Regions from separate parts of the Homo sapiens genome. Here region 2 is linked to region 1. Evidence: chromatin loops called from intact Hi-C (ENCODE). Cell type or tissue: mucosa of descending colon. All regions are shown on one strand. Each heading gives the region's core, and the rest is flanking DNA. Links, peaks and the distances in the headings are about the cores only. Region 1 holds the start of LOC124904029 (a long non-coding RNA gene). Region 2 holds the start of SPATA20 (spermatogenesis associated 20).

The links. A loop is a pair of places that touch in the nucleus more often than their neighbours do. Peaks named below come from ENCODE experiments on the same cell type or tissue, not always from the same donor. Only the 100,000 strongest peaks of a DNase experiment are listed, where the experiment ranks them.
Region 2: it touches region 1 in a loop (5-fold over the local background); 46 of 110 quality-filtered maps call a loop at or near these places.

What each region holds. Positions count from the first base shown.
Region 1 is chr17:50,945,867-50,961,791 of GRCh38, forward strand. It overlaps LOC124904029 (a long non-coding RNA gene), which reads right to left and starts at 5,665. Exons shown (of 2, transcript XR_007065849.1): 1 at 5,087-5,665; 2 at 3,187-4,886. RefSeq lists a silencer at 4,482-4,776 and enhancers at 4,647-5,173, 5,814-6,315, 8,016-9,215, 8,027-8,707, 8,708-9,388. In mucosa of descending colon, for the core only: a CTCF peak has its summit at 4,660 (motif pointing left); DNase peaks (open chromatin) are centred at 2,575, 4,635, 5,015, 6,335 and 5 weaker places.
Region 2 is chr17:50,545,170-50,555,465 of GRCh38, forward strand. It overlaps SPATA20 (spermatogenesis associated 20), which reads left to right and starts at 2,005. Exons shown (of 17, transcript NM_022827.4): 1 at 2,005-2,116; 2 at 2,551-2,598; 3 at 3,114-3,284; 4 at 3,385-3,449; 5 at 3,641-3,795; 6 at 3,874-4,017; 7 at 4,117-4,318; 8 at 4,816-4,946; 9 at 5,039-5,143; 10 at 5,367-5,441; 11 at 5,539-5,748; 12 at 5,829-6,021; 13 at 6,342-6,510; 14 at 6,800-7,011; 2 more. The coding sequence starts at 2,040. RefSeq lists silencers at 2,015-2,284, 3,692-3,913. In mucosa of descending colon, for the core only: CTCF peaks have their summits at 1,881 and 5,835 (motif pointing right); DNase peaks (open chromatin) are centred at 1,942, 2,742, 3,892, 5,872 and 2 weaker places; H3K4me3 peaks cover 833 bases.

The sequences.
Region 1 (15,925 bases), core at 1-8,000:
CTAGGATTACAGGCATAAGCCACGTTGCCCAGCCTCAACAGCTTTTTTTTAAGGCACCTACTAGGTGCCAGGCACCTTTCCAGGCAAAAATCCTTATCCTGTGGAGCTGACAGTCCAAGGGAAAGAGAGTCCTTCCCTGGAGCCTAGGGCCCCATGATGGAGCCACAGTCTAGGCAGTTGCTGAGGGCCCTGATGGGTGAGTCTTAGGGAGGGAGACTGAGGCAGGGAGTGGGAGGGCCAGGCTTGTAGTGCATTGTGGGACTGCAGCCTGCGCTGGGTATTTGCTGAGCAAGGCCAAGGCTATGTGAGACACTAACATCCTGAGCCTGTGAAGGCTGAGGCCCAACAGTGGGTGTGCCCCCTGCCTAGCTTCAAATGACCTTGCACCCAGGGCAGAGGGTGAAAAGCTCACCCAGTCTTGGGCGTCATCCTGGAAGAACTCATGGAAGAGGACCCACTGAGTCAGGACATTTGAGGAGCGCATTGAGGGCGGAGGGAGCCTGGGCTGCCCGCCTTTCTGCCACGCTCTCAGACACTTGGAGGCGCTTGGGAGGAGTTTGCCTGTGTGACGTGACCAGCCCCTGACCACTCCTTGCCTTCTCTGGGCCTCAGTTTCCACAAATGAGCAGTGAAGGGGTTGGCTGAGATGAGGCGTTTCAAGTCTGGCCGCCTGTGCCTCTGATCTAGAGACCCCCCCCAGGCCAGAGACCCTCCCACCAGAGCCTGGCTCAGGCCAGGTGCATCTGCCTGATGCAGCCCAAGAGGCTGGGCCATGGTGGACCAGGAGTAGCTGTGGCCGTGGGTAGCTGGTGGTGCCCAACAGCTCACACCAGCGTATGAGGGAGTGGCACATACACATATGTGTGGGAGTCTGGTGTGCTGGGTGTGCCTCAGTAGGTAGGTGGCTGCCCAGGGGAGTGTGTGCTTGGCATGTGTTTACGAGGGGTGTAAGGAGTGTCTGCAGCAAGTGTGTAGGGGGTGGGCCACATGTGTGTAGGTCAGGTATGTATAGTTGGGGTGTGGGCGGATATTGGAGGAGTGTCTTAGTGGTCAGGGGGAGGCTTGAGGCAGGGGAGGAAGGCCTGGAGGGGCCACTCCCTCACTCTGCAAACCCCCCTCTGGCCACATGGTCAGCCTGTGGCCGATGCGCCCTGACCAGTCAATGAACTCAGGGTCTGGAAGAGTCAGCGGCTTTTCCAACCTCTTTGCCAAATGGGATGTCAGCATGGGGGCAGGGGTGGTGGGGGTGCAGGCTGGGGAAGGTGGCAATGACTTCATGACCAGACTACTGAGCAGGTGGGGAGAGGGGGCAGGGCGCTGGAGGCCGGCTGGGTGGGGGATCCACTCTGGGTGGGGAGGCAGCCCAGGCTCATGCTTCCTCAGGACCGCTGGATTCCCTTTGTGGGGAGGACCTCCTGGAGGGTCTGCAGGGGGCTCCCTTGGACTGAAAACCCTCCAGGGACTGTTGCATGGGGTCCCAATAAGCTAACAACAGCCCTGGAAGGTAAGGCCTCTTGTCCCTATTTGACAGATGAGGAAACTGAGGCTGGGAGAGGCAGCCACACAGCTAGAGTGAATGGTGAACTGGACTAGGAACATGGGTGGGCGTGTTTCCCACACTGCCCCACAGTGACACAGCGGGGGCGGGGACAGCCCTTAAAATCCGATCCTCCGCGAACACCTTGAATCCTCAAACCTCCATCCATCCAAAAGGGGCTCCGCCTTGGGGAGGCCCTTCGCACACTTCTCTACAATTTGAGGGGCCGTCGGCTGCAATAACCACATAGTGGGGCCACTACAAGTCAACAGAAGCAGACCCTCTCTCCAAAAACACAGCAGACCCTGTCTCCAACACAGACTAGGCCTAGTTCCGACTTCCAGAATGCCGTGGTCCAGCCCTGGCATTGCTGACTCATGGGGTCAGGCTGGCGTTGCTCCTCTGTGGGGCTGGAGGGGCCCCAGATCACAGACCTGGGGGTGGGTGTGAGCACTGTCTTCGTACCCAGAGGCTGAGGTCAGCTTTTGGGCTGCTCTTTCTTCAGCCATTTACTAGTTTCCCATCGTAATAATAACTACCCCTACCTAAGCTTTATAGCTCAGCAAGGACTTTCACAAACATTCTGTCACTCACACCACCCTTGCACCAGCCCTGTGATGAGGAGTTAATATGCCCATTTTATAGAACAAGAAGCTGAAGCTCAAGGAAGGAGGTTCTGGGACTCATCTCAGATCCCATGGCCAGGAAGCGGTGGCCACTCTGGAATTCTTGACCCTGCCCAGACCAGCACCTTCCACAGCAGAGACCCCCTCCAAGGAGCGGGCGACGTGTGACTTCCCCATGGGTGGACTCTGGGCTGCAGTGATCGGCTAGCGGTGCCATCTTTAGTCTGGGAGCTGTGTGAAGCCTGCTCCCCACCTTCCCCCTCCTGCAAATATTGGGGGAGGGGCATGGAGGACAGGAAGATAGAAGCAAAAGTGGCAGTGACCGGTGCATGAGAGATTGGGAGATACGTGCTGGGGAGGGGTTCCCCGGAGCAGAGCTGGCTGCCCTTGGCACTGGGCCCAGGCGGAGGAGTGGCAAGACCAACAGTTCCTGGAGCACAAGTCCCTCAGCCGGTGCCCAGTGCCAGCCATCGCCATGTTCTCATCTGCCAGCAGCAAAATGAGAAAAATAAGGACAATATAGTGAGGTTTTACTAAAGCTAGGTTTACTCAATCCAAAAGACTGTCCTTTTATCTGAGCTTTGTATTTTCAATCGTGTGTGTGTCTGTGTGTGTGTGTCTGTGTCTGTGTGTGTCTGTGTGTGTGAGCACAAAAGGACCTTTCCTTTGACATTTCCTTTTAATGACCTCAAACTCAGCAAAATAAAAAAACTGGTGACTAGCTGGTGTGGTGGCTCATGCCTGAAATCCCAGCACTTTGGGAGGCCGAGGTGGACAGATCGCTTAAGGCCAGTAGTCTGAGACCAGCCTGGCCAACATGGTGAAACCCCATCTCTACTAAAAATACAGAAATTAGCTGGGTATGGTGGCGGACGCCTGTAATTCCAGCTACTCGAGAAGCTGAGGCACAGGAGTCGCTTAAACCTAGGAGGCGGGGGTTGCAGTGAGCTGAGATGGCACCACTGCGCTCCAGCCTGGGTGACACAGCGAGGCTCTGTCGCAAAAACAAAACTGGTGACGACGTCAGATCCTAAATTTTTTTATTTTTTTGAAATGTTAGTGATGTGAGAAATCCGAAAGGCTGAGACCCACTGGGCTAGCTTGTACGTGGCTCTGGGTGAAACCTGGCACAGGGGGGCAATGTTTTTTAATTGAGGGATGAATCTAAACAGCTGGAAGCTTCTCCCGGGGGGAGGAGGGGCTGGGTTCTTGCCCAGACTCAGCCCCTGAGGCCCCAGCCTAGGCATCCCCAGGAAACCTGAGCAGAAGGAACATTCACGTAACTGTACTGGGAATTCTGAGAAGGGCCTAGGGGCCAGTTCCCCATGCCACACACCCTCTGCTCATCCCTGACCGGGAGCCGCGAGGCAATCTTCCCTTAAACCCCACCTCGGCCTCCCCCAGCACCCCCAAGGCTGGTTCCAAAATAGTCCAGGCCCTTGGAGGAGACATCATGGGTCGGGCTGGCTGCCTGTCCCGAGAGGACATGGCAATAACGCTGTGGCCGAATATAGAGGGACAGTAGACGCTGACAGGGGCCCTGGGGCCTGGGAGCCTCGCAGGTTCCACGGTGCCTGCTCCACCCCCATCCCTTCTGAGCCCTGCACCCCCTAACCTGGACAGCTGGGAGGCTGGCGCCCCTCTCCTGGCCCAGCCCGGCCCACCTGGGGACAGGTCCGAACAAGCCCAGGTAGAACAGGAGGCCGGCCTAGGAGGGCCCAGGGCCTGGGCTGGGCATGAGCTTGGGGCCACCTCTCTCTAGGGACTCAAAGCATTTTATAAGCTTAACTTCCCACAGGACATCCCGAGATCAGGAGACCAAGAGGAACCGGGGTGTCTGCTGCAGAGCCACTCCTGCTCTCTGTTCTCAGCTTCCGAAGGAGAACAGGGCCATAAAGCTGGGGTGTGGGAGGCTGAGAGGAGAGCAGGAAGCCAGTCCAAACCCCAATAAACTGCTGGTTGAATCGAATCACAAATAATTAGTCCCGATGGCCAAGACTGCCTCCACCCTCCTCTCCTGGGAATTAAAAGTCAAAGGGCAGAGCTGCTGACGCAGATGCCAGGGGAGACATGAGGCTTGGAACAGCTGGGACTCAGCTCCCAGGCTCCACTGCCCCAGGTCGCAGGCCCTGGTTGCCCCGGTTGCCCCGGACACGATGTCCCCCAGGCAGGCCCCTAGAGCTTCATTGCCAACTCAGGGAAGGGGGCTCTGCTCCCTCACCCTTCCCCTGGTGCTACGTCAACAGAACTAGATTCAAGGTTAATCAGGCTGCCCTGAAAACTGTTGCCAGATGACAGCCTGGAAGAAGCAGTTGCCAGCCTCTCTCCCTCCCACCCCTGTAAGAGGAGGAAGAGATCTCTGCCTCCCTGTCGAGGGGGAGCCTGGCTCCCTGAAACCCACTGCGCCCCTTCCCCTAGGTCGGCCTTGCCGCAGGCACCCCCTGGACGGCTGCACCAGGTCTGCGCGCCAGCGGTGACCCCCAGTGGTCAGTGCAGGACTTGAACCTGAGCCGTGGGCATGGCTGCTGCAGACTCATCACTGCAGCCTCAGCCCACAGCCAGTGACTTGGGAAGCCTTGCCGTGTGAGTGGTTTGGGGATTTGATCTTGGTAAGGCTGTTGCTGGCGTTTAGAGGTACTTCGTAGGTGCTGATTTTTCCTAATTGAACTGTGGCTGGATCTTGGCCTAAAGGTCCCACTGTCAGCAAATCCGTGTCCACATGCCTAAGAATGAATTCATCATCTTCTAGCCCTAAACCGGCTCCTCCTCCTGACTTCCCTATTTCTATTAATAGCACCGCCACCCTCCAAACCTCCGAGTCATCTTCAGCCGCTCCCCACACTGGGCGGGGTGCCTGATCTTGCCCCTCCTCCCTCCGCAGGTCACCCTTGCATTACTCTCCTGGACACTCGTAGCCTCTCACCTGCGTCACTGACATCCTCAACGATGCTGCTGGGTCAGACCTGGGCAGGGGACCCACCCCTCTTCCACTTACTGGCCTCGCGACCCTGGGCAAGTTACTTAAACTCTCTGAGTCTCAGCTTCCTCAGCTGTAATGTGAGGCTAATAATCACAGCCCCTCTCTCCTAGGGCATTGCATGAATTAAATGATAGGCTGGGTGTGGTGGCTCATGCCTGTAATCCCAGCACTTTGGGAGGCCCCGGTGGGAGGATCACCTGAGGTCAGGAGTTCCAGACCAGCCTGGCCAACATAGTGAAACCCCGTCTCTACTAGAAATACAAAAATTAGCCATGCCTGTAGTCCCAGCTACTCCGGAGACTGAGGCAGGAGAACCGCTTGAACCCAGGAGGCGGAGGTTGCAGCGAGCTGAGATGTGCCACTGCACTCCAGCTTGGGCGACAGAGCCAGACTCCATCTCAAAAATAAATAAATAAATAAATAAAATAAAAAAGAATTAAATGATAGAATGGACATGAAGACCCTATCACGTAAGAAATGCTCGGGCCGGGCGCGGTGGCTCACGCCTGTAATCCCAGCACTTTGGAAGGCCGAGGCAGGCGGATCACGAGGTCAGGAGATCGAGACCATCCTGGCTAACATGGCGAAACTCCATCTCTACTAAAAATACAAAAAAATTAGCCGGGCGTGGTGGCGGGAGCCTGTAGTCCCAGCTACTCGGGAGGCTGAGGCAGGAGAATGGCGTGAACCCAGGAGGCGGAGCTTGCAGTGAGCTGAGATCGTACCACTGCACTCCAGGCTGGGTGACAGAGCGAGACTCCGTCTCAAAAAAAAAGAAATGCTCAATGGGTATGGATTATTAGAAATCATCCAGTCCAATGCTCTCATTTTATAAGCAGGGAAACTGAGGCCCACGTGTCTTTACAACATGCTACAAAGCCAGGGACTTGGAAGTTCCTGAAATCTTGAAGCTCTTCCACTCCCCTCCTCCACCATCACGGCATTCTAGAACTCAGAACAAAAGGCCAGCTCTTGAGTCCTCTGGGCCCCTTCCTCTGCTTTCAGGGGCAGGTATGCTTGGGTAAGTGTGGTGGTCACTCAGTCACAGGAAGTATGTTCTGGGATGGGACAACCACAGCTGGTATCCAGCCAGCTGAGTCAGGGCCACCCATCTGCAAGGTGATGAGTGAGGCTCGGCACGTGGGCTGGCACAGCTGCCCACCTCAGGGCACACAGGGGCGTGCTCACATGGCAGCTGTCCAAAAAGGGCAGATGTCTCTGCCTTTGGCAATCCCGCCTTCACCTCCCTCTCCCCACACACACCGCACCCCAGTCACAGGGTGATCACACAGGGGTCAGAGGAAGGAGGGCAGGCTGATTCAGCCTCTTCCCATCTGGTTCTGCTTCCCTGTGGGCAGGTGTCCTTAATATTCTCTCCATGAATGAGCACCTGGTACCCACAAACTCCTTGAAATTGAAGGTAGGAGCCTTGTTCCAGGATAAGGATCATATAGCTGTCATCAGATTTCAAAAAGGATTTTACTCCCAAAAAGGCAATAGGAAGAAAAGCAAGTGGGCTGGGCGTGGTGGCTCATGCCTATAATCCCAGCACTTTGGGAGGCCGAGGCAGGTGGATCACCTGAGGTCAGGAGTTCGAGACCAGCCTGGCCAACATGGTGAAACCCCACCTCTACTAAAAATACAAAAATTAGCCAGGCATGGTGGCACGAGCCTGTAACCCCAGCTGCTTGGGAGGCTAAGGCAGGAGAATCACTTGAACCTGGGAGGCAGAGGTTGCAGTGAGCTGAGATCATGCCACTGCACTCCAGCCTGGGCAACACAGTGAGACTCTGTCTCACAAAAAAAAAAAAAAAGAAAAGAAAAGCAAGTGGACAGGCTTTAGAATTGGATGATCCAGGTTCAAACAAGGGCCCATCCTGGAGTCCTTGGCACTTACTGTCTACGACAATGGTTCTCAAGTAGGGACGATTTTGCCCCCTAGGAACATGTCTGGAGAAATTGGGTATGCTACCGGCATTTAGTGGGCAGAGGCCAAGGATGCTGCTATGTATCCTATAATGCACAGGGCAGGCCACACAGCAAAGAAGCACCCAGCCTCACATGTCAGTACTAGTGAGGTTGAGAACCGCTGGTTGAGGTGTCCTGTCAAATGGGGAAATCTGTGCCCCACAGCCGCCTTGGGGATTAAGGCAGGCAATGGATGAGGAACCCAGGACTGGGCCCAGCACACACTCCACAGTTGCATGGGATTCTCCTCTCCTAAGGACTTTTTGGCCTGGGACATGGTAGCTAGCGGGCAGAGGTGGAGTAGGCACATATTTTGGCTTTCACGAGAGAACTTTCTGAAATGATCTTGATGCTCCTGTCCCACCCAGCTCATGGCACAGTTTCTCTAGAACAATCCCATGCTCATTTATCAACAAGGAAAACCCAGGCATGGTGGCTCACACCTGTAATCCCAGCACTTTGGGAATCTGAGATAGGAGGATCACTTGAGCTCAGGAGTTCGAGACCAGCCTGGGCAACATGGCGAAACACTGATTCTGCAAAAAATAAAAAAAAAATTAGCTGGGTGTGGTGGTGTGTGCCTGTAGTCCCAGCTGCCCGGAGGGCTGATGTAGGTGGATAGCTCCAGCCTGGGAGGTTGAGGCTGCAGTGAACTATGATTGTGTCACTGCACTCCAGCCTGGGCGACAGAGGGGAGACCCTGTCCCAAGAAACAAAAAAAAAAAAAGAAAGAAAGAAAGAAAGAAAGAAAAAGTGGGCTCTGGAAGGAGCCAGCCACCGTTGCCCTCTGGGCACTCACCATCTCACCCCTCAGGCTCCAACAGGGTTCCACGTGACCAATCCCCGAGGGGAGAGGAGACTGCGGAGAGGATGGGAGGCAAAGCACCTCCTTCAAGCTCCAGGGAGGCAGGAGGATTTGTTTAGGAGTGGCCCTGTGCAGAGGTAGGGGCATGGCTGAGAACACCTTGGGAGGTGGTGTGAAGCTGAGTCCAGGAGCCGCCAGCCCTCCCTGCCACTCAGCTCAGGGGTCACTTGGGTAGCTTCAGCCTCAACAGCCGTGGAGTCAAGTGTCTCCTCTACAAAAATAATTCCCAAATAAGTCACTGCCTTCACCCCTGGGACTGGCTGGTGCACCCAAATTGGAGTCGCCACCCAGCCCCCTTGAGCATTGCCTTGCTGGCTGATCCAACAGAGGCAGAATTAGCTGATGAGGCTACCACAGCGGGAGGGAACTGACCTGAGGCCGCCTGGAGAGATGGGACCCCGAGGGCCCTTTCTGGCACTACTCACTTGTTGGGTCTGGGGAATTAAAACACACTCCCCCTCTCTGGGTCTCAGTTTAACAGGGAGGAGACCACCACCTTCCAAACCTCAGTGACGGCATCAGGCTGGGGGTGGTGCTGGGCCTCCTGCGTCTGTGTCTGGAGACGCAGCTGACTCCCTGACAAGCCCAGACATGCAGCTGTTCCTGCAGAGGAAGCAGCAGGAACTGGGGAAGGGCAGAGCGCTGAGGGAGGGGCAAGAGGGATGCAAGGACACCACAGTGACCGCGTGCAGCGAAGCGAGTATGAGCAGAGTCCCAATCTCCAGGTCCCCTCTCCGCGGAAGCACTTTTGTCTTTATTGGAAATTTCCTCCCATGTAACATCTGACCTCTACCTTCTCTTCTACAGATGAGCTCTGCTGTGAGTCCCAGCGGGCTGAGACACTGTGACTGCCCACCTGTCCCCAGGTGCCCCTTCTATACAGCCCCATCCCTTCCCAGGGATGCTCAGTGGCTGCGGCCACCCTTGCTTTCTGCCACTCAGCCCTTGCAGGGGCTTCACACCCCAAGAGGGGCAGTCTGGGCTGGGGCTCCTGGACTCCCTAAGGCATTATCCCATCCCCGCAAGTTGCCCGGCCGGGCCCTGAAGGAAAGGGGCCCCGGACCCAGACCCGAAGGCTGCTCACCAGAGGCTCTGCCCAGGGACTCTCACCTCTCCAGCCACTCCAACTCCCCTCCGGCTTTCCTGTCATTTCCTGATGCCACAAATCTTCTGACATCCTCCCTCTTCCCCAGTGAATTTCTTCCCCAGGCCCTTCCCTTCCTCAACCTGCTTCATACTGGACATTCCCAGCTGGTAGGATCTGCCTGTGGCTCTGCACAGGAGGCTGGGCAAGGGTGGAGAAGACTGGGGGAGCTGTCTCCCATGACCCCAGCAGAGGCGAGAGACAGAAGCTGCATCTGGGACCTGTCGGCTGCAGTTTTGGGCATTCATACCCACCTAAGCATTCTGGAACAGCCCTGAACCTGGGCATCAAACTCCCCAGGCTTGAGAATGGTGAACACTACTATTAGGCGCCCCTTCCTCCAGGCCTATGCCGACTCCCCTGTGCCCATGGAAGCTGTGTAGTCCATGCTGGCTCTGGCTCATGTGGGTGTCCGGACAGTGAGGCCGAGGCGGCAAGGGCCCTTTACTCTGTGCACTCCCAGCTCCCCATCCCAGCCAGGGCAGCCTTGACCCTCCTGCCCCCTTGCTGTGCCATGTGTCAGTTGGCTGGGATCATGCTCTTCCCCCGTCTCCATCAAGAGGATCCAACAGCATCTTGCAGCTAACACTGGGGCATGGGAGTGAGGGAAACAAACATGGTACCCACTCTTCTGTCCTAATGTTTAGAATCATGGGGCAGAAAAGCATCCTAGAACTCATCTAGCCCAACTGTCATTTTACAGAAAACAGGACAGAGAGAAAATGACCAGCCTAAAGCTCTTGGCTACTCAGGGCAGCTGGGACAGGGGTCTGGTTTCCCGGCATGGAGCCACAGTGTCTGGATGTGCTGGAACTCGGCACGTCCCCCTGAGAGTTAGCTGCAGAGGTGGCGTATGGGAGAGGAGGCTGGAAAATAGGCTTGGAGGTTTCGTCCAGGCACACAGATTCTCTCCCCCTAATCCTCAGCCCCTCCTTTTCTCCCTTTCAGCAGCAGTTATAAAATCCAGGAAATAAATGTGGATTGATGGCCTACAAAGGGCTTAGTTAGTGCTGTGACCTGCTGAGTTATGTAACTGCTATTTATTATCGGCCTTGGATGAAGTTTCCATTGAAGCAACTCACTAAGCTGATTCCGTGACATTTCTTTTAGCCTTGTTCAGAAGCAGCAGCCGCAGAAATTCTTCTGAAACTTCAAAGACTAGAAATTGATAGCGTGGATGCTTTTAAAGATTCCCTTCTTTCATCCTTTTTTTACTTTTTCTTTTTCTTTTTTCTTTTGAGATGGAGTCTCGCTCTGTCACCCAGGCTGGAGTGTGGTGGTGTGATCTCGGCTCACTGCAACCTCTGCCTTCCAGGTTCAAGTGATCCTCCTGCCTCAACCTCCCAGAATAGCTGGAATTACAGGTGTGCACCACCACACCCGGCTAATTTTTGTATTTTTAGTAGAGACGGGGTTTCACCATGTTGGCCAGGCTGGTCTCGAACTGCTGACCTCAGGTGATCTGCCTGCCTTGGAGTCCCAAAGTTCTGGGATTACAGGCGTGAGCCACCGTGCCTGGCCCCTTCTTTCATTTGGGTCAATTCTTCTCTCATCCATATCAACCCTGTTGACCTCAGCAATGGTCCCAGGCTTTAGGTGCTTGGGTCCCTGGGCTATGGGCCGCATGATGGGGGCTGAGAGAAGCTGTTTTCCCTGCCCCTGGCAAAGGAAAGGGGTTGAGAAGAACCCAGGGCTATGAGAATCTGGAGCAGCCAGTGGAAAATGCACAGAATGAAGTCAAGATTCTAGTCCCACCTCTGCTGCCACTCTTGGTCTCAGGTTGATTATTAGTAAAGTGAACTGCTTCCCTCGGCTCTACAACTTGACCCTCCGTAGTGCAGCACCCTCCTTGGTCTGGCCTGCTGTCATGCAGGGTTCGCCAGCCCACTGAGGATGAAGAGGAGGGCTGAGGGGCTGGTAGGCTCTGGGTGCTGGCAAGCGGAAGGGAGGAAAGGTAACACTAACATGGCGCCACCGTGTGTTCAAAAGGGAGCAGAGCTGGGTCTCTCCCCAGCAAGGCAGCTTTCCTCTCCCCAACCCCTTTCCTGCTCTGGGAGTGGGTGGTGGCAGAAAGCCAAGGATCCTCCTAATTCATCTTCACCTCTCAGCCATTCACCTTAGTTGCCAAAGGGGCCCTTGGGAGAAGCTCCCCGAAGGCTCTAATGCCATCCTAAAGTAGCCTTTTGGAGACTTCCAAAAGGTTCAAGAAGGAAAAGACCCAAAGGAAGTCTAGGACCCAGAGAACTCAACAGTGTCTCTCTTCCTAATTAAGACACATTCCTCCCATTCATGGAAGGGTTCATCCCGATGCCTCGGGACAAACTGGTGCGTCAAACAAAGCAGTTTGTACCAAGTGGTGCAGGCTACATGATTCTCTCCATTAAGGATCTGAGCACGTTTGTGACTATTGGGATCTGGCTGGGCATGAAGGCTGCTAGTCCACACAACCCAAGTTGCAATGGAAGAGACGGCCCACCCTCAAAGGATGTCACCTTGAACATAGCCTTACAGGGCATCCAAGCCAAGTCCGTGCTTGTCCCCAAGGACAACTACAACTGGGGACTCAGAGAGATGAGATGACTTTTGATGGAGCAGTGGTAGGGAGGGACTAGAATCTACAGTTCTTTTTCTTCTTTTTAAAATAGGTTTTGCTATGTTGCCCAGGCAGGTCTCATACTCCTGGGTTTAAGCAATCCTCCTGCCTTGGCCTCCCAAAGTGCTGGGATTACAGGCGTGAGGCACCATGCCTGGCCTTACTTTTTACTTCTTATTTTTTCGAGACGGGATCTTGCTCTGTCGCCCAGGCTGGAGTACAGTGGCATGATTTTGGTTCACTGCAGCCTCAACCTCCTGGGCTCAAACAATCCTCCCACCTCAGCCTCCTGAGTAGCTGAAACTATAGGTGCGTGACACTATGCCCGGCACATTTTTTAATTTATTTTTTTGTAGAGATGGGGGTCTCACTTTGTTGCCCAGGCTGGTCTTGAACTCCTGAGCTCAGGCGATCCTCCTGCCTTAGCCTCCCAAAGTGCTGGGATTATAGGCATGAGCCAGCCACCGAGCCTGGCCCCAAAACCTACAGTTCTTTACCATGACTTGGTTTTTGAGTTGCTCACTTCCAGCTCACATCTTAACACACCAGAGGGGTCTTTGGGAAGAAACGGCTGTCACTGCGGGGTCCCAGAAACATGGCTTTAATATGGGTGGGAAGGTCTGATAAACCCTTAATCGAGTGAAGCCCAGGACTGGGACTTTAAATCAGTCAAGGCCTGCCTAGAGGCATCTGCCCCGTTTCTGCTCTTCTCCAGCTAGGCTCCTTCAGGAAGGATCAACGTTTGAGATGTCTGTAAGAATCACATGCCAGATTTCTGCTCCTAGTTCCTTATGAACAGCCCCAGGCAAACTCTCCAAGACAGAAATGTAGACGGCATACATAGTAAAAGCCTGCTTGCTCAGAAGCCTATCAGGCCAAAATGCACCAACAGGCAAACAGCTGAAAATGCTCTCCTGAATTTGGAACTCAAACCCACTGTCACTTGTCTGGGGCTGGCCAAACGCAGGGGAAAGTCAGCTTGATGAGAAAGAATAGCAGGAAAATAAATCGAGGCCTCTGTGGGGGAAGCATACAAGTATCTGTTAACTGTCGAGTACTACATCTTTATGTGATCTCATTGGTTCTTTCCAACAATCCTGTGAATGAGAGACCATCATGACAATACAACTGATGAGGAAATCCAAGTTTCTGAAACACCATTCCAGTCTCTTTGGGTATCTCTGTACCTGAGACGTCCTACAAAAAATCTTAATCCCACTTCACATTAAAGCCATGTTTCAGGAACCCCAAGGTGACAGCCCTTTCTCCCAAAGACCCCTCTGGTGTGATATATGAGCCAGAATTTTGCATTCTTGCTTAGAAGGAGTGATGCTAAGCTTTTTAATCATGTAGAGAAGCATACGACCATCCTTGCCACTGTTCCACACCATTGTACATCTGATGATGCTAATATCTTATTTGGTCCTTTTTATCTGCTCTACCCACTTATATGCAGTGACTGTGAGTTTAATTATTGTCATAAAGCATTATGAGCAACAGATACTGAATAAATGTTTTGAGGACATCTGAAAATGTGAAATTTACCACTCTTTCATGCTTCAGTATGCCCCTCAATGTGCCTGCATAGGAATGAAATTAACTCTTAGATGCAAAAGAGAGTATGAATTATCTTGTGTTTAATTTTCACGGGATACTCCTTTTCCTTAAAATGGGGGGGGGGTGGGGTGGGACAACAGAGAACAGTATTCCCCAGAAGGTCCAATAGGCCCAAGCGACCCCTGCTTCCTAACACAGTTCTGTTAGGACAGACATGGCCTGGAACCCTGGTAAATAGAATAGAGATAAGAATATTCTGCATTCAACAGGACTTGCAGGCAGTTTTTCTTTTTATCACATTACAAAGTAGATACCATACCTACATCATTTGTTCAACTACTGCTTCTAATATGCAGCCACAGCACTTGATCACGTCACCATTTCCGCATCTGCTTTCCTTGACTAGCCCAGTCTCCTTGAGAGTGTCATAGTCATCTTCAGACACCTGGCATCTAGGAACCTCAGGTCTGCTACTGAGTGCCTAGCAGGGCCAGGTGGCAAGAACCCTTGGGGGTGTTACTCTTCTGACAGTAAGGAAACTGTGACTGAAGGGTCACAAAACTGGGAAACAGGAGATCCAGGATTCAAACCCAAGTCTCCTGATTTGAGATGTGGCACTTGTCCCAACACACCTGCAGTAGCCTCCAGTGTTCAGTTGTTGTACCGCCCACTGAGGCACCTGAGCCTTTACTTGTCTCAGTCGGACCTCTTTACCAGTGGGCAAGGCCACATCTGTGGTTAGGCCTCTGGATCATCTGAAAGCTGTAACACTCTAAAAAGGGGGTTTCCATGAAGATCAACTATGAATTTATAGGCTAAATACTTCAGAAAAAACTATCAGATGTTATGCAAATGCAAGCTAGGCATGATAACAACTAAATGGTTATGGCTTTTTCTAGAAAAAAAAAAAAAAATCAGGAAATAGCCCTGACACGTGAATACAGACTAATAGGAAATAAAATATTTCCTTTAAGCTTTTAATGTAGCAATTAACTTCCCACCTCCCTTCCCAAAGCACTGGGATGACAGGTGTGAGCCACCGTGCCCAGCCTGAGTTCCTCTTGGGCAGATGTTCCCAATGGGAGGATCAGAATCACCTGGTAATTGTTTCCCCATGTTCCCCAATAGAGTCTGATATTCTTGAGAGGAGAGAAAAAGAAAAAAATGTTTATTCTGTGAATAGCTCCCGGGGTGATTCTGGCCATGCCTCTCTCTCCCAGCCTAGCTGAGAACTGCAGCTTCTAACTGAAGTCGCTGTTCCCACGGAGCCGGGGCTTATTTGGTCCACTTCTCCTTTGGTGCTTCAAATCAAATTATAACTTCTTATGTTTTGGAGACAGGCTCAACCTCCCTAGGGCTCAGGTGATCCTCCTACCTCAGCCTCCCAAGTAGCTGGGACTACAAGTCCACACCACCATACTCAGCTAATTTTTAAAATTTTTTGTAGAGATGGGGGTCTCACCATGTTGCTCAGGCTGGTCTCAAACTCCCGGCCTCAAGTGATCTGCCTGCCTCAGCCTCCCAAAGTGCTGAAATAACAGGTGTGAGCCACTGCGCCCAGCTCCGTAACTCCTTTATGTCTGTGGGTGGGAGTGAATGTTCTGTGGTTAAAAGCAAGGAGCTAAACTATGTGGCTTCTTTTGTATAGTGTCATTCTGATAAATTGGAAATTCTAATTAATCCAATCCTACCCACTGGCTATCTGGGCCTCATGAGGGACTGGGCGACAATGGACTCGCAAGCAGGAGTGGTCCTTACTTGTATAGACAACAACCAGGCAAATCAGAGCCGGGCCACAGAACCAGGGAGGGTCAGAGCTAGGATTTTTTTAGATTACCTGACTAAGCCACCCTGTCTTTTAACACATGAGAAAAACAAAGGTCCAAATACATGAGAGTTGCATGCTTCAACCTCTGCTAAATATCACACTTACCCACTACTCTTTACAGACGCCTGGGCCCAGACCCCACAGGAGGGTCCGATTCCACAGCCCTGTGTGGGGGACTCTGGGATACTATGTTAAAGTGATTTGCTAGGGTCACAGCCTGGGTTATACAGCCTTCTTTCACACCATACCACTATGTCTTTCTAAAGAAAACGAGTTTAAAGCAAAATTCTATCAATTATCCAATATTTAAGGCATTCTGAGAAGTCCCCTAACTATAAAACCTTTCCTAATAAATTGGCTGCTGCTGAAGATTAAGTCCAGGCCCCTTGTGATCTCTAGGCTTTCATGCCTACACTGAGTCTGAGGGATCAGGGGCTGGTTAAGGAAGAGCCTGGGGGCTGAAGCAGTCTCTCTCCACTAGTCTGAAAGATAGTTTTTCCACAAGGGGGACACTGCAGACTACAGTTCTAGTGATGAGGCTGGTGCTCCTGCCCTGTTCCCCAGGGACTAAGGGGCAGGCAGGGTAAGGTCCTATAAAAACTAGGAATGAGCCGCCCTAGTCATTGTATTCTAGGGCAACCAACCTCACTGAACAGATGACTATGCCTTCATCTAGTGAATGGTCCTATTAACATGCCAACTGGGGCAACTTTTACTATCACGTTAAAACCCCACGTTTCTTGAAGGCACAAACAAAACACACTGGAAGAGATTAAATCTCGCTGCACTGAATCTGGAGTCACATTGTGCTGCCACATGATCAGTTT
Region 2 (10,296 bases), core at 1,162-9,161, 400 kb before region 1:
TTACAGGCGTGAGCCACCATGCCCTGCCTCCATCTGTGTCTTTCACAGGCTTACTTAAGCCTGGACCTGAGCCCTCTTCTCTGCTCCTCTGCATGGTCTCCCTGGATCAGCTCCACACCCACATGGTCTCAACAGTCAAGACCCCCAATCCTCTCTCCTGAAGCCTCTCCTCTGTCCTCCAAGCAGTGTCATCTCTGCCTCCATGTGCACATCTCAAACCCACAGGTCCCACAATGAACCCCATGAGTTGTCCCCCCACCCCCACCCCATGCCCTCTCTTGAGGGAACGGCCCCACCTTGCAAGTCACCCTGGACACCGCCTTCTTTGTCGCCGCCCATCCTGACGACGTTTCCTCCTTGACCGACTTCCAGCCCATCCCTTTCTCTGCATCTCTGCTCCCCCATCTCCCCCTGGGTGCTGCTATAGCCTCCTATCTGCCCCTGCTTTCACTCTTGCCCCTTTCCAGTTCATTCTCCACTGGGAAGCTGGTGGGATCTTTCCAAAACGCAGATCTAACTGGTAACCCTCCTGACTAAAGCCTTTCAATAGCTTGCTTCTACTGTCATCAAAAATCCCCTTCTCTGGCCAGGCACGGTGGCTCACACCTGTAATCCCAGCACTTCGGAGGCTGAGGCAGATGGATCGCTTGAGGTCAGGAGTTTGAGACCAGCCTAGGCAACATGGCGAAACCCCGTCTCTACTAAAAATACAAAAATTAGCTGGGCATGGTGGCGCGCTCCTGTAGTCCCAGCTACTTGGAAGGCTGAGGCACAAGAATCGCTTAAACCTAGGAGGTGGAGGTTGCAGAGAGCCAAGATCCACTGCACTCCAGCCTGGGCAACAGAGTGAGACTCTGGCTAAAAAAAAATGGGGTCGGGTATGGTGGCTCATGCCTGTAATCCCAGCACTTTGGGAGGCCAAGGCAGATGGATCACCTGAGGTCAGGAGTTCGAGACCAGCCTTGAACCCAGGATGCGGAGGTTGCAGTGAGCCGAGATCACACCACTGCACTCCAGCCTGGGTGACAGAGCGAGACTCTGTCTCAAAAAATAAAAATCCCCTTCTTACAGTTCACGAGTGTCTCCAAGATCTTGCCTCTGCCCTCATCTACTGCCTGTCTTCCCTCTTTCTGCAGTTGCTCAGCCCGGACTCACTGACAAGCCACGGGACCTTTGCACAAACTGTACCTCTGCCTCCTTCCCCAGCACTCCCCCTGAGCACCCTCCAAGTTCCTTTCTCTCGTTCTCCATGGCTTCACAAATGTGATTTCCTCAGGGAAGCCTTCATCCTTTGCCCCTTCCACCAGATCAGGTCACTTGTTACGTTATACCCTCACGGACTTGTCACGTGGGTGTTTATCGGTATGGCTGTCGAATTAGCATCTGCCGCTCTCAACAGACTGTGAGCCATGTGAGGGCAGGAGCCTTGTTTCTCTCTGCCCACCATTGTATACTCAGTGCCTTGCAGAGTGGCAGGCGGCAGGCACTTAATAAATATTGGCTGAATGTAGCCAATGAGGCCATGTGTAACCTATGAGACATAAAATGGGCTCATCAGTATTATTTAAGGAAGACTTCCTGGAGTGGGTAGGATTTGAGTAGGACCTAGAGACGAGGAGGCTGCAAAAAGCAAACCTTGTTAGCTGGTGGACCTGGCCAAGGTACGCCTTCGCCTTGGATCTCATTTCTCATTTGTAAAATGGGCAGGGGTTGGACAAAATGAGCTGAAGCTCTGGCATCCCATGTCCCTAGCATCTCCCAGCCCTAGATCCCACAACTCTCCCTATTCCCTTGAGAAGGGCTGTCCTCCCCAGGCAGGGGCAGAGCCCAGTTTTATGCACAGAATGGGTCCTCCCAAGGCTCGGGTGCCTGATCTGCAATTCTGCGCTCCGCCGCAGGGCGACGCTCGGAGACCAGCCACACTGTCCCAAGTCCCGGCGAAGACCCGCCCGCGGCTCCGTAGGTGCCCGGCCCGCCCCTCGCAGCCTCCTGACTTCCCTTCCTGTCCTCAGCGGCCGGGCCCACGGCCCCGAGCAGCCATGCTGGGCGCGCGGGCCTGGTTGGGCCGCGTCCTTCTGCTGCCCCGCGCCGGTGCAGGCCTCGCCGCGAGCCGCAGGTACGGGCGGGCGAGCGGGCCCCTAGGGCACTCCCTGCGCCTGCCTGCGGGCCCAGTGGAGGGTCTTCCGGACACCGGTCCCCAGTGCCAGTCTGGACCACCCCTGCATGCCTGGCCCTTCCCCCACCCCACCTCCGGTCTGCTCCTGAGACCTGGCTCTGGCTGTAAGGCCCTCCTCCCCTCCTCTCCCGTCCTCATCCCTTCCCTCCTCTCCCCTTCCTTCCAGTGCAGTGCCAGCTCCTCAGGGACTGTTCTGACACTGCTTCCAGGAAGCCTTCCTTGCACCCCAGTGCTGGATGCTGGGTCAAGGGCCTTTCTCCAATAGTACCCTGTGCCCTGTCACAGTCCTTTATTGCTGCATGGACCTTTCGTTATTTAGGTCTGCCTGCAGTCCCACTTCCAGGCTGAACTCCCTGAGGTCTCTGATTCCCTAGGTGTCCTGGAGTCTGGCCCAGGACCTGGCCCCACAGGAGTCCCAGCAGGTGGGCGCTGAGTGAGGGAGTCCCCATGTCTGGTTTCCTCTGTTTGTCCCTCACCTGGTCGAGTCCCAGACCCTACTGATCTTGGCCTGTCCAGCCACCAACAGTAGGCTGCCTTCCAGTGGGGCCACACCCAGGCCTGCCAGAGAGATGCCTCCAAGCAGCTGCTCCAGGAAGGGCCGGGGGAGGGGCCTGGGGAGGGGTAAGAATGGAGCCCCAAGAACCATTCTGCCCATTGTGACCCGCCCTGACCTCACAGCCATCCTTCCCACCGCCAGGCCCAGGAGGTTGGGGGAGACTAACCTGGCAAGGAGCCCCCAATGAGCCACCTCTCCTCACCCCCCAAAAAACATAAGGGGGAGCACAAAGGCCACAGTCTCCCCCATGGTTCAGAAAGGTGGGTTGGGCTGGGAGCAGGGGTCCTACTGGGGTGCTGAGTGAAATGGAGCAGGTGCTGGGGGGCCTGGGAGAAGGTGGGTGGAGGCCCCTGGCTTGCCTGATGCACCAGTCCTCGCCAGGGGTAGCTCCTCCCGGGACAAGGACCGAAGTGCGACGGTCAGTAGTTCAGTGCCCATGCCTGCTGGAGGGAAAGGAAGCCATCCTTCATCTACACCCCAGAGGGTCCCCAACCGCCTGATCCACGAGAAGTCACCATACCTCCTACAACATGCCTACAATCCTGTGGACTGGTGAGCACCTCTCCTGGGGCCCTGCCTGGAATCGCTGGGGTCCTGGGCCCCTCCCAGACCCCCTGGGCTACTGAGTGATGCCCCACCCTGCTGGGTCTAGGTACCCCTGGGGACAGGAAGCCTTCGACAAGGCCAGGAAGGAAAACAAGCCGATTTTCCTCTCAGGTAATGCTCCCACCTTCCCTGATGTGGGGGTGTGGGCAGGGAGTGGCAGTGGATGGGGGAGGGTCCTCTCGGCCTGGCGGGTCTTCCAGGAGACTAGAGGCCAGGACGTCTTCCATGTAGCCAGGGCCACTTGGCCAGCCTCCCTCTGACCCGTTGCTGGCCCCCTGACCTCTCCCCATGGCCCTGTTCAGTCGGGTACTCCACCTGCCACTGGTGCCACATGATGGAAGAGGAGTCCTTCCAGAATGAGGAGATTGGCCGCCTGCTCAGTGAGGACTTTGTGAGTGTGAAGGTAGACCGTGAGGAGCGGCCTGACGTGGACAAGGTGTACATGACGTTCGTGCAGGTGAGCAGCCCTCCTCGGGAGTGTATGCGCCACATGGGCTCAGAGCAGCTCCCCTCACCCTCGCCCTCTCTCCGCCAGGCCACCAGCAGCGGCGGGGGCTGGCCCATGAATGTGTGGCTGACTCCCAACCTCCAGCCCTTTGTCGGGGGCACCTATTTCCCTCCTGAGGATGGCTTGACCCGAGTCGGCTTCCGCACAGTGTTGCTGAGAATACGAGAACAGGTGGGTGTGCCTCCGGGAGTTGGGGGACCAGGGTGGGGGACTAGGAAACAAGAGCCCCTCCCCCTAGCTGACCTCCAGGTGTGCCCCCACCTCCCGCAGTGGAAACAGAACAAGAACACCCTGCTAGAAAATAGCCAGCGTGTCACCACTGCCCTGCTGGCCCGATCAGAGATCAGCGTGGGTGACCGCCAGCTGCCGCCCTCTGCCGCCACCGTGAACAATCGCTGCTTCCAGCAGCTGGATGAGGGCTATGATGAGGAATACGGTGGCTTCGCTGAGGCCCCCAAGTTTCCCACGCCGGGTCAGTGCCCCACGCCCGCCTTAGCCCAGGCTTTGGCCTTCTGATTCCTATGCTGGTCAGGGACCTACTGGCTCCTGGCCTCACCCATAGCTTCCTGTCCTCCTGACTGGCAGTGACCTCCTTGCCCCTAGCCTGTCGGTAGCTATCGGTGAAGACCCGACTGCTGGTGTCAGCAGTGACCCTCTCACCTTAACCTAGATGATGACCTTCTGTCCCCTGACTTGGTCAGTGACCCAGTGACCCTGACTTGGCTAATGACATTCTGGGCTCTAGGGGGACAAGTAACTTACTGGTCCTCTGTGAACCAATGATATTCTGACCTCTGGCTTAGGCTATTACCTTCTGTCCTGTGGGTTGACTCTTGACCTCACAGCCTGTCCAGAGACTGCCTGTTGAGTGAACTCCCAGCCTCTGCCTGGCCCAAGGCCTCCTGACCACCCCGATCTCTGTCCCCACTTTCCCATTCTCTCACCTGCATGTTCTTGGTGCCCCCACAGTGATCCTGAGCTTCCTGTTCTCCTACTGGCTCAGCCATCGACTGACTCAGGATGGCTCTCGGGCCCAGCAGATGGCCTTGCATACCCTGAAAATGATGGCTAACGGGGGCATCCGGGACCATGTGGGGCAGGTGACGGGCACTGGGTGTTCCCTGGAGGGGCAGCAGGGGGCTGTGGGGTGGGGCAGAAGCTGGGACTGGCCTCCAGCTTTGTATCCGCACAGGGCTTTCACCGCTACTCCACAGACCGCCAGTGGCACGTCCCTCACTTTGAGAAGATGCTCTATGACCAGGCACAGCTCGCTGTGGCCTATTCGCAGGCCTTCCAGGTGACCCCTGACCCCAGCCCAGAGAACAGGCATCTCACTCTGGCTGCCCCTCCCAAGGCCTTCCTGGTGACTGTGGCTTCTCTTAATCTGAATCCCCTGTTCCCTCCCATGTACCCACTACCCAGGCTTCCCTCCCCCGCCTGCCTCAGAGAATGTTGCCACCTTCCACCTGGGCCTCCCCAGTGACCTCTCTGTTCACAGTCTCCTTTCTTCCCTTTCTTAGCTCTCTGGTGATGAATTCTACTCTGACGTGGCCAAAGGCATCCTGCAGTACGTGGCTCGGAGCCTGAGCCACCGGGTGTGTGTCCATGGTGGCAGGCAGGCCTGGCTGTGGGAGGGGTTGGGGCCTCCACTGCCCTGTGGGCCGGGGCCAGCCAACTCTCCCCTCCCCACAGTCCGGAGGCTTCTATAGCGCAGAAGATGCAGACTCGCCCCCAGAGCGGGGCCAGCGGCCCAAAGAGGGCGCCTACTATGTGTGGACGGTCAAAGAGGTTCAGCAGCTCCTCCCGGAGCCTGTGTTGGGTGCCACCGAGCCGCTGACCTCAGGCCAGCTCCTCATGAAGCACTACGGCCTCACAGAGGCTGGTAACATCAGCCCCAGTCAGGTGAGGACTTCTGGGGTCACCTGACGGGCCCTGGTGCCTGCCAGGCGTGTGAGCTCGCAGACAAAGGCCATTCTCCTCAGGACCCCAAGGGGGAGCTGCAGGGCCAGAATGTGCTGACCGTCCGGTACTCGCTGGAGCTGACTGCTGCCCGCTTTGGCTTGGATGTGGAGGCCGTGCGGACCTTGCTCAATTCAGGGCTGGAGAAGCTCTTCCAGGCCCGGAAGCATCGGCCCAAGCCGCACCTGGACAGCAAGATGCTGGCTGCCTGGAATGGTGGGGCAGCACACCTGAGACCGAGCCTGTCTGTAGGATCCCCCTTCACAAAGCCCCTGTCTTTCCGGCAGCGGCTAAATGCTCACTCTCCCTTGATTAGCGTTATTATTCTCAGTTGACAAAAGAGGCTTAAGGAGCTTGAGTAACCCGCCCAAGGTCACGCGCAAGGGCTGGGAACCCCGCCATGTCTGGCTTTGGAGCCCAAGATCTTAGGGATCACCCATGGCTCCAGGGAGGTGTTGGGGCCTAAGGTGATAGGGTGGACATGCCTGGAGGGTCCTGGCCAGCTTCTTACCACTACTTGTCTCTCCTGGCTCCAGGCTTGATGGTGTCAGGCTATGCTGTGACTGGGGCTGTCCTGGGCCAAGACAGGCTGATCAACTATGCCACCAATGGTGCCAAGTTCCTGAAGCGGCACATGTTTGATGTGGCCAGTGGCCGCCTGATGCGGACCTGCTACACCGGCCCTGGGGGGACTGTGGAGCACAGGTTGGGGGCTGGGTAGACCGGGAGGGCCCGTCTCCCCAACGCGTCCCCAGCCTACCTCTGCCCTACTTCTCCCCTCCATGTGGACTCCAGTCCTGGCTCTGCCAGGTGCTTGCTGTGAGTTTGTAGCTTCCCTGGGCCCATTTACTCATCTGGGAAGTGGGCTGATGGCACCTGCCCAAGAGGGTTCATCTGGAGGGTTAAGTGAACAAATGCGTGAAAGGGCCTCCTCTGGGAAAGGCCCTCTCTCCTGGGGCTCTCCCCAGCCCCTCCCGTAATGCCTGTCCCCCAGCAACCCACCCTGCTGGGGCTTCCTGGAGGACTACGCCTTCGTGGTGCGGGGCCTGCTGGACCTGTATGAGGCCTCACAGGAGAGTGCGTGGCTCGAGTGGGCTCTGCGGCTGCAGGACACACAGGACAAGCTCTTTTGGGACTCCCAGGGTGGCGGCTACTTCTGCAGTGAGGCTGAGCTGGGGGCTGGCCTGCCCCTGCGTCTGAAGGACGGTCAGTGGGGGTGCAGGGCTAGTCTGGGGTCCTGGGAGGTGTAAGTGCAGCGTGGGTGAAGAGCTGGTGTGGGCAGGAGCCCTCCTGGCTTTGTGTCTCTGCTACTTATTAATGGCGTGATTTTTGGCTGCTGTAATATTTCTGTGTCTCAATTTCTTTTTTTTAAATAGAGACAGAGTCTTGCTATGTTGCCCAGGCTGATCTTGAAATCCTGGGCTCAAGTGATCCTCCCACCTCGGCCTCCCAAAGTGCTGGGATTACAGGCATGAACCACTACACTCAGCGTGTTTTGTTTCGTTCCTTTCTTTTCTTTTTATTTCCTTTCTCTTTCTTTCTTTCTCTTTCCTTTCTTCCTTTCTTTCTTTTCTTTCTCTCTTTCTTTCTCTTTTTTTTTTTTTTTTGAGACAGGGTCTCACTGTCACCCAGGCTGGAATGCAGTGGCATGATCTTGGCTCACAGCAACCTCTGCCTCCGGGGCTGAATCAATTCTCCCACCTCAGCCTCCTGAGTAGCTAGGACTATAGGCATGCACCACCATGCCTGGCTAATTTTTTGTAGAGATGGGATTTCTCCATGTTGCCCAGGCTGGTCTGAAACTACTGGGCTCAAGTGATCTGCCCACCTCGGCCTCCCAAAGTGCTGGGATTACAGGCGAGAGCCACCATGCCTGGCCTGTTTCTTAATAAGTAAAATGGAGCTAACATTGGTACTACCTTACAGGGTTGATGTAAAGATGAATGTAGCTGTTCTGTAAACATGCTTAGCACAGTAACTGACACCCATGGATTCAGATATTGACCAAGGCTCACTTGGTCTCTGCCCTCATGAAGCTTACAGTATGGTAGGGGAGACAGCGAAAATGCAGTAATGATGCAAAAACACATGCACAAATGTGCAGTTAAAATTGTGGTGAGTGCCATGAAGAAGTAGGACGCTCTATGTGTGCCTGCTCCCTATCACCCATGTGCCTTGTCTGTGGTTAAAGGTTTCTTTCCCAAAACTCAAATTTTAGCTCCTCAAAGATCAGGACTTTCTGCCACTGTTGTATCCCCAGGGTCTAGTGTGGTTCTGGCACATTGTAAGTGCTTAATAAATGTTAACTGAGTGAATGAAAGGGCCTTGGGAGAGAACCACAGAGGAGGACCAACTCAGCCTAGGGAGAGATTAGAGGACACCTGTGACAGGTGTCATTTAACCAAGGCCTGGAGGGAAAGAGGGGCCATGTGGCCATGGAGAAGCTGTGGAGAGAGTTCAGGCATAGGGAGCAGTGCATGACAGGCCTGGTGCAGGCAGCCTGTATCCTGGAGGACAGGCAGGGCCCGCGTGTTCCAGGAGGGCACCGAGGAGAATGCTGAGGCCGGCAGGGCACGGAAGCCGTCTTTTTTTTTTTTTTTTCCTAAGAAAAGAAGGCTGGTCTCAAACTCCTGGGCTCAGGTGATCCTCCCGCCTCGGCTTCCCAGGTGCTGGGACTACAGGTGTGAGCCACCATGCCCGGCTGGCAAGGAGGTTTTAAGTGGATTGTGATCTGCTCTGGTATGGTTTTAAGGAGGTCACTCTGACCACTGATGGAGAGAAGTGGGGGTGGGGGAAACAGGCGACCAGTTAGGAGGCCATTACTCGTGTTCAGTCCAGGCAGGCATTGGTGAAGGCTCAGAGGATGTGGAAGTATGAGATGGGGAGACATGGTGAGATTTGGATCTCTTCTGGCCACAGCCCTGGCAAGACTCACAGATGGATTAGAAGCGGAGGGAGAGGGAGAGGAAGGGGACAGGATGATGCCGCTCTAGCTTGAGCAGCTGAGTGGCTGGACAGAGGCATCAGCAGCGAGGAGGGAGCCTGGAGACCAACAGTTGAGGCTAGGACAGGTAGAGTGGAGGGTGCCATAAAAAAGACAGCAAAGTACTGATAACTGCTGGAGTGGCATCCACACCCAGAGCGGGGAAGGGGCAGGATGGGCAGGGCCTTTTCTCTGTCCCGTCCCCCAAGTGGCCCTGGATACAGTCCTGGGCAGGGTCCTGGGACTCAGTGACCTGCCCTTACCCCCACCCCCTGCCTCCCTATGTGCTGTAGACCAGGATGGAGCAGAGCCCAGCGCCAATTCCGTGTCAGCCCACAACCTGCTCCGGCTGCATGGCTTCACGGGCCACAAGGACTGGATGGACAAGTGTGTGTGCCTATTGACCGCCTTTTCCGAGCGCATGCGTCGTGTCCCGGTGGCGTTGCCCGAGATGGTCCGCGCCCTCTCAGCCCAGCAGCAGACCCTCAAGCAGGTGGGGGGTGAGGGCATCTGGGCTGGGACCTCGGGTAGGAGGGAAGTTGGGGCTGCGATGGCAGATGGGAACAGGGGGTGGGGTTCCTGGGCTGTCCCCAGAGCTCAGGTCTGTGTGTGTGCAGGCACGTGGCCTGTCAGACAGGGAGGCAGAAGTTAATATGAGTCCGTGGTGGCTGATGAAGTGTTTCTCTGTACGTCTTGGTGTCAGTGTAATTGCTTCTGTCCATACTGTGTTACTGGTGTGTGTGTACTTCCGGGTGTGTGTGACCCTGGAGGTGTGTGTCTGTGCACCTACCTTTGAGGGGGATGCTGGTGTGAGTGTTTGTCTGTCTGCATGTGGATGCCCCATCTGCAGGTTTGCCTCTGTGTCTGCCTGCATGCGTGTGTGTCTGGTGTTTGTGTGTGTGGTATCTGCCTCTGTGTGGGCATCTACTGTGTGTGTGTGTGTGTGTGTGTGTGTGTGTGTGTGTGTGTGTGACTACTCTGTGTCTGTCTGAATGGGTCTCTGTGTGCTCTGGGTCTTCTGGGTGTGTGTCTCCCCATGTTTGTATCTGTACCATTGTGTATATGTATGACATTTCCACTTCGGTATTCTCATGTGTGAGTGTGTGTGTGTGTTCCCACTTGCCAAGCATTAACTCATCCTGGCAGCTGAGATGAGTCCCTGTTCCTTCTTAGAGATATACGGTGGGGCGGAAGGAGGATGGGGAAGCCCTGGTGGTCTAGGGCTCAGCCCTCCCTCCCCTGACACACCGGAGTGACCTTTCTATTCCGGTCAGATCGTGATCTGTGGAGACCGTCAGGCCAAGGACACCAAGGCCCTGGTGCAGTGCGTCCACTCTGTCTACATTCCTAACAAGGTACCCATCCCTGTGAGCCCAATCTGCCACCTCCCCAGAGCTGCCCCCTCCCATCCTCAGCTCCTCAACATCTCCTTCCCCTCAGAATGTTGGGAAGAGGGAACTTCCCAGTGGGCCTTTCTAATGGGCAGGTGACCCCACCCCGGCAGGTGA